Regions from separate parts of the Homo sapiens genome. Here region 2 is linked to region 1. Evidence: chromatin contacts called from ENCODE Hi-C or POLR2A ChIA-PET data. All regions are on one chromosome and are shown on one strand. Each heading gives the region's core, a stretch centred on a gene start or an enhancer-like site at or near the end of the contact. The rest is flanking DNA. Distances are from core to core; before and after follow the strand shown. Region 1 holds the start of PFDN1 (prefoldin subunit 1). Region 2 holds the start of TMCO6 (transmembrane and coiled-coil domains 6).

The links. A loop is a pair of places that touch in the nucleus more often than their neighbours do. ChIA-PET counts read pairs that join two places held with the same protein, here RNA polymerase II (POLR2A). Pooled maps may share reads with other maps.
Region 2: a loop to region 1 is called in a map of CD4-positive, alpha-beta T cell, with 4 times the contacts of the local background. The contact joins the promoter of TMCO6 here to the promoter of PFDN1 in region 1. A Hi-C loop is called at or near these places in 4 of 168 maps with a recorded cell type or tissue (CD4-positive, alpha-beta T cell, CD8-positive, alpha-beta T cell and naive thymus-derived CD4-positive, alpha-beta T cell), 3 of 37 single-sample maps with no recorded cell type and 13 of 50 pooled maps. POLR2A ChIA-PET finds 5 or more read pairs at or near these places in 5 of 52 experiments (H1, HEK293T, PC-9 and 2 more).

What each region holds. Positions count from the first base shown.
Region 1 is chr5:140,299,248-140,304,795 of GRCh38, reverse strand. PFDN1 (prefoldin subunit 1) reads left to right here and starts at 1,695. Exons shown (of 4, transcript NM_002622.5): 1 at 1,695-1,755; 2 at 4,214-4,380. The coding sequence starts at 1,723. RefSeq lists a silencer at 1,586-1,790 and enhancers at 1,679-1,958, 5,350-5,548.
Region 2 is chr5:140,635,929-140,641,348 of GRCh38, reverse strand. TMCO6 (transmembrane and coiled-coil domains 6) reads right to left here and starts at 1,898. Exons shown (of 12, transcript NM_018502.5): 1 at 1,737-1,898; 2 at 1,498-1,610. The coding sequence starts at 1,821. RefSeq lists a silencer at 1,837-2,086.

The sequences.
Region 1 (5,548 bases), core at 446-2,945:
TTTTTATCCTGATCTCATTTATTTCTCACAATAACCCTGTTAGGTCAATATGGTCACTCTCAAACATGAGAAGACTGAAGCTCATTAAAAATAGGTGGCAGATGCTGGACGTGGTGGCTTGCCTGTAATCCCAGCCCTTTGGGAGGCCGAGGCAGGCGGATCACTTGAGGCTGGGAGTTGGAGACCAGCCTGGGCAACACGGTGAAACCCGTCTCTACCAAAACTACAAAAATTAGCCGGGCGTGGTGGCAGGCGCCTGTAATCCCAGCTACTCGGGAGGCTGAGGCAGGAGAATCACTTGATCCTGGGAGGCAGAGGTTGCAGTGAGCCGAGATCGTGCCACTGCATTCCAGCCTGGGTGACAGAGCGAGACCCTGGCTCAAAAAAAAAAAAAAAAAAAAAATGTGGCCGGGTGCGGTGGCTCAAGCCTTTAATATCAAAGCACTACAGCACTTTGGGCGACCAAGGCGAGCGGATTGTTTGAGCTCAGGAGTTTGAGACCAGCTTGGGCAACAAGGTGAAAACCCGTCTGTACAAAAATATAAAAATTAGCTGAGTGTGGGTGGCGCGCGCCTGTAGTCCCAGCGCTACTCACGAGGCTGAGGTGGGAGGATCGCTTGAGCGCGGGAGGTAGAGGCTGGAGTGAGTCGTGATTGCACCATTGCACTCGAGCCTGGGTGACAGAGCAAGATCCTGTCTCAAGAAACAAACAAACGTACAAAAAAAAAAAAAAACCCCACAAAATATCCAAGTGACTTGCTTAAAGTCACACAATTAGTAAATGGAACCAGACATAGGCTAAAGGCAGACCAAGCCTTGAATCTAGATTAGGCTGGTTCCAAATTCCCTGCCCTTTCATCTCCCTAACAGTTTGTTTTCTTTCTCTCTTTCTTTCTTTTTTTAAAAAATAAAATAAATTTCCTAATTATTTATGTAGCACTTTCTCTTAGCATAACAGTTTTTAGAGTAGGTTAACTTTTTTTTCCATTTCCAAAAGTCAATTATTATCTATTCTGGTTCAAATGCCAGGTCCTTTTATGGCAGAGATTCTCAAAAAAGTGATCCGCGGAGGAGTTGCACCATTAGGTCACTGGGGTAGTCTGCAAAAGTGCAAATTTCCAGACCCCATTCTCAAAGATTCTGAGTACGTTTGAGATGAGACCCAGAGAACCTGCATTTTTTTGTTTTTAAACAAACGTATTCAGCCTCTCTTGAGAACCACTGTGCCTAGAATGTCTTTGGGAAGCTTTTGGAAGTAATAAGTTCGTTTTGGAAAGAACACTCCAGACAAGCTTTCCAATAGTCTTTCCCAAACTGTCATGCCTGAGGTTCTGGACTTACTCTTACTCATTCCTGAGAGCACAGCGACTAGCTGAAGGACTGATCGACTGATGAGGGTTTGACCTCATCTACATACATCTCAATTTAGCAGCACATATTAAGCTAGCTGGCAAACTGCTTAAAGCCACATGGGAAATCTGCGCGTTGGGCTATGTCTGGAAGATACGGAGGAGCAAGCCAGACCTGACCGGTCAGGTAGTGAAGACACGGAATCCGAAACCCAAATATTTCAGGAGTCAATTCTCAGAGAAAGATAAGAAGCCCGGTTAGTCCAACTCATGCGCAGGCGCAGAAGAAAGACCGGCGCACAAAGTAAGACGCGCCCTTCCCCACCCTATTTCAGTCCAACTCCCACTGCGCAGGCGCTTACAGTGCACCAAGATGGCCGCCCCCGTGGATCTAGAGCTGAAGAAGGTAAAAGAGGGTCTTTGGCAGGCGGAGGTCTTCTTTTTGGAGGCTGAGGGGACTATAGACAAGAATATCAAGTGAGGCACGAGCCTTGCAGAAGGAAGGAGGGTCCAGTGGACTAGGGAATGGTTTCCCAGAGTCCTAAGGCCTCACTGGGTCTCCATAAACGGGGTGGGGGGCGAGCGGCTCTTGCTGGGTAGGAGCCGGTTGGTCTGGGTCGGGTAAGTCTGCGGGCCTGTCTCGGGCTTGTCCAGTCTTTCTGAGCTCCAGAGACATTTCGTTGCGTTTGGAGGCTTCAGGGACTCACTTTCATAGTAAGAACTAAAGAGAGCATTTCAAATGGGGGTCCCTTCGGACCCCTTGCCTGAGCTGTGGCATCCGTAATTCTGCCTCATTTGCTTTGAAAAACTCCAAGTCCAACCTTTGTTTTTAGGCCATTTATTCGGTTCTGTACCTTGAAAGTTGCAATATCTACAGTTCGGAAAACCAAGCATTGTAGCAGCAATGTTCATTTCAGGATTTTGCCCCCCCTCCACTTCTTTTGAAGGACTCGTCAAACAAAACAAAACAAAACCTCCTTCTTTTGAAGGAATTGTCAAAAACAAAACAAAACCAGTAAAGTTTTCCAAATAAAACCGGTATCGGAAGGAATTGGGTTTCCTGTTTTCCTCAGTTGCTTATAAATGTGTTGTTATTCAGATTTTTGCTATCTAAGAATGATCAGCATTCTAACACCACTAATGACCCCAAACCAGTATGCTTTGTGCGGTGGGGTGGATTGGAAAGGACCCTAGAATTTATCTATTTTAAATCTACTTTTCTGGAAAAGGAACCAGTGCCAGAAAAGTCTGTCAGAAGTTGGGACTAGAATCCAGTATTCTCTGCCTTATCTCACACTTTTTTGACCACTATTTTGAGTTCTTCAGATGAGCAACATCTTAGTTAAGACTGCCTGTGGTCAACTTGTGTAAAAGAAATAGGACAGCCGAAATAGCTGTTGCTTCTAACAAATGAAGCTTTTGTTAGTGTTGTGAGGATATTATGTGTTTGTGTCTTGCTTTTGTTCTTCTTGTCTTGAATCTTGTAAATTTAGCTCTTAGGTGGAGTCTCTAATCTTTAACAGTATACTAGCTCATCTTTAATGGTATACTAGCTTCCTTAGCAAGCTGTATAGAGCAGTCAGATGATACCTGGAATTTTACATTTCAAAACAAAATTGTGCATTCTAAAAATTTACCTTTTCTTCTGTTAAAAGTACCGATTTAAATCAGGGTTTAGTGAATGGATTTGCCTCCCGGTACTTTTGAATTTATTGCTACATTTGAAACTTGCGGGCGGTGAATGCAAACTAAGAAAATGATTACAAACTTAAAATGAATAATTTTGATAACCAATTAATTAAAAAACTTGTTTAAAGGTTTTATCTTCTAATGTTTTTACAGGGTCCTTTTTTTGGGTGGAGACAAATAGGAAATTTCAGGCCCCTCCCCTTCCCCAAAGTAAATCTTTCAAAACCTTACTAGTAGGTGAAAACAAGGTCACAATAAAAATTATGTAGTAGCCTTTGCTGTGCATTGCAGTCACAGATGTTATTAAGGCACAAATTTAACAGCATGTGAAAGTCATTCCAGGCACTTCAACAAAAGTATCCAAGAACTGTTTATCTTCCAGTTAAGTAAGTGTACGCAAGGGTCAAATTTGGCCTGGTATCTGTGGATGAAGATCATGATGCAATTCTTTTGCCAGTGCTTTGCATTTTTTCTCACTCTCTTTCTTGGTCTTCCTCTTAAAAATGTTCATATTATGAATATTACTATAGACAGTGGAATGGAAAGATTGCTGAACTAAGGGGTTAGAAGAAATGGATTTAAATAACACCTGCCTTCCCCCCAGTAGTTGTTCAACCTTGTGCAAGCCACTTTTATCTCTTAACTCATTTGGTTACTTAATTTGTAAATTGTGGATGATGAGACTGCCAATGCTAACTCATGGAATTACTGAGAGGCATAAATGAGATATTTATTATATTTCCTCATTAATATTCTTATATTAATATTCCCATGTTAATATTTCAAACTAATGTGAGAAAGTGCTTTGAAACCTAATTGTGCAATACAAATGTAGTGAGTTATTACTTTTATGGTTCTTGTTTTGAATCTCTGGATTTCATCCTTGACTATTGCATTTATTTCTTTTACTACTCCTTGAGTACTTGCTACTTAATATGGTTATTACTTAATATGCATTTGATTTGCTTCACACTGATTGTATCTTCTGATGATTGTAAATTCAGTATTTAGTATGGTGACTTGATTGTTTACAGTTATGTTGACTTTTATTGATGTTTGGTAAATTTCACAGCTTTGTCTCTGGCTAGCATATTTTGTTTTAATATATTTGGATTTGAGGTAAATGTTTCCTGTAAAATGTTTTACCTACTAAATCATGGACTTGTTTTTATTAGGCCTTCACAGAGCTTCAAGCCAAAGTTATTGACACTCAACAGAAGGTGAAGCTCGCAGACATACAGATTGAACAGCTAAACAGAACGAAAAAGCATGCACATCTTACAGATACAGAGATCATGACTTTGGTAGATGAGACTAACATGTATGAAGGTGTAGGAAGAATGTAAGTAAAATGTGTCCTTAATGGAGTTATTTTGGGAGTGCTTTTGTCCGAGTTAAATAGAATTTGTTCATCTTAAAACTTGGGTTAGGCCAGGAGTGGTGGCTCATGCCTGTAATCCTGGCACTTTGGGAGGTCGAGGCGAGTGGATCACTTGAGGGCAGCCTGTTGGCCAGTATGGTGGAACCCTGTATCTACCACAAATACAAAGATTAGCTGAGCATGGTGGCACTTGCCTGTAGTCTTGGCTACTTGGGAGGCTGAGGCAGGAGAGTCGCTTGAACCCCGGAGGTGGAGGTTGCAGTGAGCCGAAATCATGCCACTGCACTCCAGCCTGGGCAGCAGAGCTAGACTCTGTCTCAAAACAAAAGAAACTTTGGTTTAAAGTAAGTATCTTTTTCTTTTTGAGACGGAGTTTTCGCTATATCGCCCAGGCTGGAGTGCAATGGCCCGATCTTGGCTCACTGCAATCTCCGTCTCCTGGGTTCAAGCGATTCCCCTGCTTCAGCCTCCTGAGTGACTGGGATTACGGGCGCTTGCCACCACGCCCTGCTAATTTTTGTGTTTTTAGTAGAGACGGGGTTTTACCATATTTGCCAGGATGGTCTGGAACTCCTGACCTCCTGATCCGCCCACCTCAGCCTCCCAAAGTGCTGGATTACAGATATGAGTCACCACACCCGGCAGGTTAAAGTATCTTAGAAATAACTTTAAAGATTATCTAATTAAATGCTTTCTTTTTTTAAAATGAGGAGCTGAACTTCAGGTAGATTAATTAAAGTGTTTAAGTTTAGACTTTAAAGTACATTTTTTTTTTTTTTTTGAGACAGAGTCTCGCTCTGTTGCCAGGCTAGAGTGCAGTGGTGTGATTCTGGCTCACTGCAACCTCCGCCTCTTGGGTTCAAACAATTCTGCCTCAGCCTCCTGAGTAGCTGGGACTACAGGCGCATGCTACCATGCCCGGCTAATTTTTGTATTTTTAGTAGAAATGGGGTTTTACCGTGTTGGCCAGGATGGTCTCAATCTCTCCTCTTGATCCGCCCGCCTTGGCCTCCCACAGTGCTGGGATTACAGGCGTGAGCCACCGCCCCTGGCCTCAAAGTACATTTCTTAAGTGCTTACTTTCCTGTTCTGTCTATGATTAGGTACTTAAGTGTAAGTTCAGTAATAA
Region 2 (5,420 bases), core at 649-3,148, 340 kb before region 1:
CCTACTCCTCTAGCCATTCTCCCCATGCAACCTACACTCTAACAACAACCAGCCTAACATGAGCTTTTTCTTTTTCTTTTTTTTACATTTCCGAGCTTTTGCACATGCTATTTCTTCTGCCTGGATACCCTCTCCAGCTTCCCACTCTCTTCAGGTTTCTGCTCCTCATTTCCTCTGGGAAGTTAGCTCTTTTTGAGAGACTTAGGAGTTTCTCTTGTTCCTCATGTTTCCTTCCCTTGTGACATCTGTCTTCTTCACCGGGCTGTGAGCACCTCAAAGAAAAGGACTCTATCCTTTCATCTTTGTGTACCTCAGTGACCAGCACAGTGTCCTGGCATAAAGTAAGCATACAATGGAATAGTATGACCTAGGAATAAGTTGATAATATATATGTCAACATGGTATGTACGGTAAACTATGTACGTAAACATAATACAAATACAGGGGATACTCAATGCTTACTGAATAAATCCTTTCATTCACTCATTCAATAAACACTGAGTACTTAACTATATGCCAGATAATGTGCAGGCAACCGGGTTTTCAATGACAACACAGGATCTAGGTTTTCCTGCAATTAAAGTCTAGTTGGAGAAATAACAATAGACAAACCATTAGATAATGATTAATATTCTACAAGAAACAAGTAGGTGGCCGGGCACAGTGGCTCACGCCTGTAATCCCAGCACTTTGGGAGGCCAAGGCGGGTGGATCATGAGGCCAGGTGTTCCAGACCAGCCTGACAAACATGATGAAACCCCGCCTCTACTTAAAATACAAAAATTAGTGGTGGCGCGCGCCTGTAATCCCTGCTACTCGGGAGGCTGAGGCAGGAGAATCGCTTGAACCCGGGAGGCGGATGTTGCAGTGAGCCGAGATCATGCCACTGCACTCCAGCCTGGCGACAGAGCGAGAGTCTCAAAAAAAAAAAAAGAAAAGAAAAGAAAAAAAATAGGCTCTCAAGACAGAATACCAAAAGAAACGAACGTTAGACGTAGCGAATGCCAAGGGCTTGAGACACAAATCCGATATATCGTTGCAGGAACTAAAAAGAGGACGGTGGGTAGGATGAGAAAACTGATAAAATTTGAGTTAGGAAGAGGCTAGACCATGCTATGCTTTGCAAGGCACAGGAAAGATTTTGGTCTCCACGTGTTTTTAAAGGACGTAGTGACGGTGACAAGCATAGATGCAGGGTGACCTTTTAGGAGACTGCAGTAGTATCCAGAGAGGAGGTGGTGGTGGCAGCTTCGATGGTGAGGCATGTAAAGACTCCAAAGCTCTTCAGGAGGTAAACAACTAGGACTTGATGATGGATCGATATGGGGTTGTGGGTCAAAGAGTTGTGCAGGATGATTCCCCTGTTTCTGGCTTGACCCACTGGATGCGTGGAAGTGTAGAGTGGATTGCGTTCAGGTTTGGGGCAGACCTCGAGTACTCCCGGGAGTCTGGCGCCAGCGGGCGTGGACTCCAGCGCACCCTACCTTGCCCCCTCACCTCGGTTTCCCCGAGGATCGCAGCCACACATCCCTCTCCAGCTTCCTCTGGGGCGTCGTTTCTCAGCAGCCTCTTGCTGACCAGCTGCTGCTCCCTCCGCGCCTTCCGCAGTGCTGGGGGCAGAGGAGCCGGCTGAGCGTGGGAAGGACGACCACAACCCAGAACCCGCGGCTCCGAGCCTGGGGTCTCAACTTATCCCCGACCGCCATATACCCCCGCGCTCCCTCGGCCGCCCACACCTGCCTCCCGCTCCCGCCGGCGGCGCCGTAGCTCCTCCACCCCGCAGACCGTGGGCCTGAGGCGGCCCTGCCGTCGGCTCCACATGGTGGAGCAGGAGGAGGAAAGCCGAAGGAAACAGCAGCCACAACGCTCCCAGGGGCGTAGAAGATGGCACCGACTGCGCAGCCTCAGCACAGGGCGGGAACAGGCGGGGAGGGCGCGAGGAGCGGGGTGGGTGCTGGGTGAGGGCGGGGCTCGGCGAGTGGACGCCTCGCGGGGACGGTGGGCGGGGCGAGGGCTAGAGACGCTGCACCACTAGACCAGAGCCAGAGGCGTCGCTCTGCCTCTGATTGATTTCCTGTCTTACCAATTCTAGGAAAAAAAGTCTCTCATCCCTGACCTCGAGTGACCCAAGCCAGCAGTGTCACAATCTACTCAGCAAACACAACTTCCCCACCCACAATACGCTCTAGATGAAAGTTCAAAACAATCCCGAACTGCGGGAAGCGCCATGATGCCGTTTCACTATTAATGCGGATCCCACTGATGAGAGCTGCCAAAAACGCTTGAAGCGTCATTGAATTGTCAACGAAAAGAGTCCAACTCTGTAAAATATTTGAAGAGACTTATTCTGAGCCAAATATGAGTGACCATGGCCCTTGACACAGCCCTCAGGAGGTCCTGAGAACATGTGCCCAAGGTGGTCCGGTACAGCTTGGTTTTACATATTTTAGGGAGATATGAGACTTCAGTTCATTCAAGAAATACACTGGTTGGGCCGGGCCTGGTGGCTCATGCCTGTAATCCCAGCACTTTGGGAGGCCTGGGCGGGTGGATCAGCTGAGGTCAGGAATTTGAGACCAGCCTGGCCAACATGGTGAAACCCCATCTTTACTAAAAATACAAAAATTAGCCGGGAGTAGTGGTGGGTGCCTGTAATCCCAGCTACTCGGGAGCCTGAGGCAGGAGAATCGTTTGAACCCGGGAGGCGGAGATTGCAGTGGGCCGAGATCGCGCCCCATTGCCTGGGGTACAAGAGCGAAACTCCGTCTCAAAAAAAAAAAAAAGAAAGAAAGAAAGAAAGAAATCTGGGATATGATGAGGTTTCTCTTCAAATAATTAGATCAATCTTTTATTCTTTAATTCATAGTACTCCCCCCCACACACACTTTTGTTTTCCTTTTTCTCCTTTTTGCCTTCGTTAGATGCCGAGGCACGCCACAGTACAAGACGTTATCAGTACCAGACGTTATCAGTACCAGCTCACATTCCTTTCATTATTTGGAAAGAGGACTAACTTTCTAGTTCATTACAGGCACCCCTTCCCCTTTCCTCTCCACTTTCTTTTACGTGCCCACATTACCTAAAAAAATCAAATGTTTAGCCAACCGGGATTAGTTCAGATTGTATGACCCGACCCCGGCCAATGGGGAAAGGGTACAGGGGCAGGACTTGCGTCAGGAATAAAGGCTCTCGTGCCCCTTTGTTCAGGTGTGCTCTCATGGCGACTGGCCAAGCAGACACCCCTCTGAGCAGAAGTAAAATTGCTTTGCTAATAATCCTTTGTTCGAGTGTTCAATTTCCCTTAGGATTTTGAGCGTTATTCCTAAGAGAAAGAAAAGAAAGAAAGGAAGGAAGAAAGAAAGAAAGAAAGAAAGGGAGAAAAGAAAGAAAGAAAAGAAAAGAGGAAAGGAGGAAGGGAAGAGAGGGGAGGGGGAAAGAGAGAAAGACATTGGTTTGTGGGACAACAGAAAGGCGGGACAACTCGAAGTGGGGCGGTGGGGGGCTTCCAGCTTATAGGTAGATTTTAAATTTTTCTGGTTGACAATTGGTTGAGTTTCTCTAAAGACCTGAAATCAATAGAAAGGAATGTCTGGGTTAAGATAAAGGATTGTGGAGACCCAAGTTCTTATTTGCAGAGGAAACCTTCAAATCCTAGGCTTCAGAGAGAATGGGTTGTAAAATGTTTCTTATCAAACTTAAAGTCTGTGTTGATGTTAACGGTAGAGAGGTATAATGAGGCACGTTCAACCCCTACTTCCCATCATGGCCTGAAACGGTCACTCGGGTTTAATTTTGAAAGAGCCCTGGCTGAGGAGGAAGTCCATTCAGATGGTTGTGGGGGGCGGCCTTAGAATTTTATTTTTGCTTTACAGAATGTTCACCACAATGACCATTATTCTCATTTTATATGTGATGAAAATGAGAAAGATATCATTATTTCACTTCTCTGCATAAAACTGAATTCCCATAATTTTTAGGATAAAATCTTTCACCAAATGTGGAGTGCCACTAGTCTACTAGGCACTGAGGAAACACTAGTGAATAAAAAACCGTGTTCCTCACATTCAAAATTGGAATTGTGGCCGACTTAGCCCTACATGGTCTAACCCCTGCATACCTCTCCAATCTGGACTCACCTCTTCTGGGACCTTCTCTTTGTCAACAAGCCCTGTTCTTTTTCTCCTCCACCCTACTCCCACTCTTGGGGGAGGCTCTCGCACAAGCTGTTTTCTCTGCCTGCATCCTTCCCTTTTCTTTCTACCAGCATCCTTCCCTCAACACCATTCTCAACATGTCAAGTCCAGTGTCACCTACTCAGAACCATTGTACCAATGACCCAGCTTCTTCACAACCCTTTTCACAGCTATCATTAAGTTATAGTGTAATTATTTGATGTTGTCTCCTCCCAGACCCCCTTGGCAGCTCCAGAAGATTAGGGTCCCGGTGGCACCTAAGAATTTTTACAGGAAACCTCTAATTTTTAAAAAGCCATATAACTTAGGCAAAGGTTCAATTAAGTACAAATCTAGGAAAAAGGTTATTCTTAAAACCAATTTCTTTCCCTTGAACTTAATTCTACCCCTTGGAGTTAATCAATGAAGTCTGCAATCTCTTCCACAAAACAGCATGTTAAAATATCTACAGGCCATCATTCCATCCTCCATATCTTCTCTCCCAGTATCCATCCAGCCCCTGGAGAGCCATTTACTGAGTACCTGCTGTGCACCATGCTCTGGCCAGGGATAGGGCCTGGATCTTGAGCCCTTCCTCATGCAACTGTCTGGCTTCTTTTTTTAATTTTTTAATTAAAAAAAATTTATTTTCTTATTTCCCCAAGAAAAACTTTTTTATTTTTATTTTATTTATTTATTTTTTTTTTTGAGCCAGGGTCTTGCTCGGTTGCCCACGCTGCAGTGCAGTAGTGCAATCATGGCTTATCACAGCCTGGAACTCAGCCTTAAATGATCCTTTCAGCTTGGCCTCCCAAAGTGCTAGAATTACTGGCATGAGCCACTGCACCTAACCCAGGCTAGCTTCTAAGACCCACACTTGGCCCAGCAAGGTGGCTCATGCCTATAATCCCAGCACTTTGGGAGATGGAGGCAGGTGGATCACCTGAGGTCAGGAGTTCGAGACCAGCATGACCAACATGGTGAAACCCCGTCTCTACTAAAAATGCAAAATTAACCAGGTGTGGTGGCACGTGCTTGTAATCCCAGCTACTCAGGAGACTGAGGCAGGAGACTCGCTTGAACCCAGGAGGTGGAGGTTGCGATGAGCCAAGATTGCATCATTGCACTCCAGCCTGGGCAACAAGAGTGAAACTCCATCTAAAACAACAACAATAACAACAACAACAAAACCCACATGTGCTCCAGGTGGGGAAGATGAAAAAAGTTCCCAGCCAAAAGCTATATTCT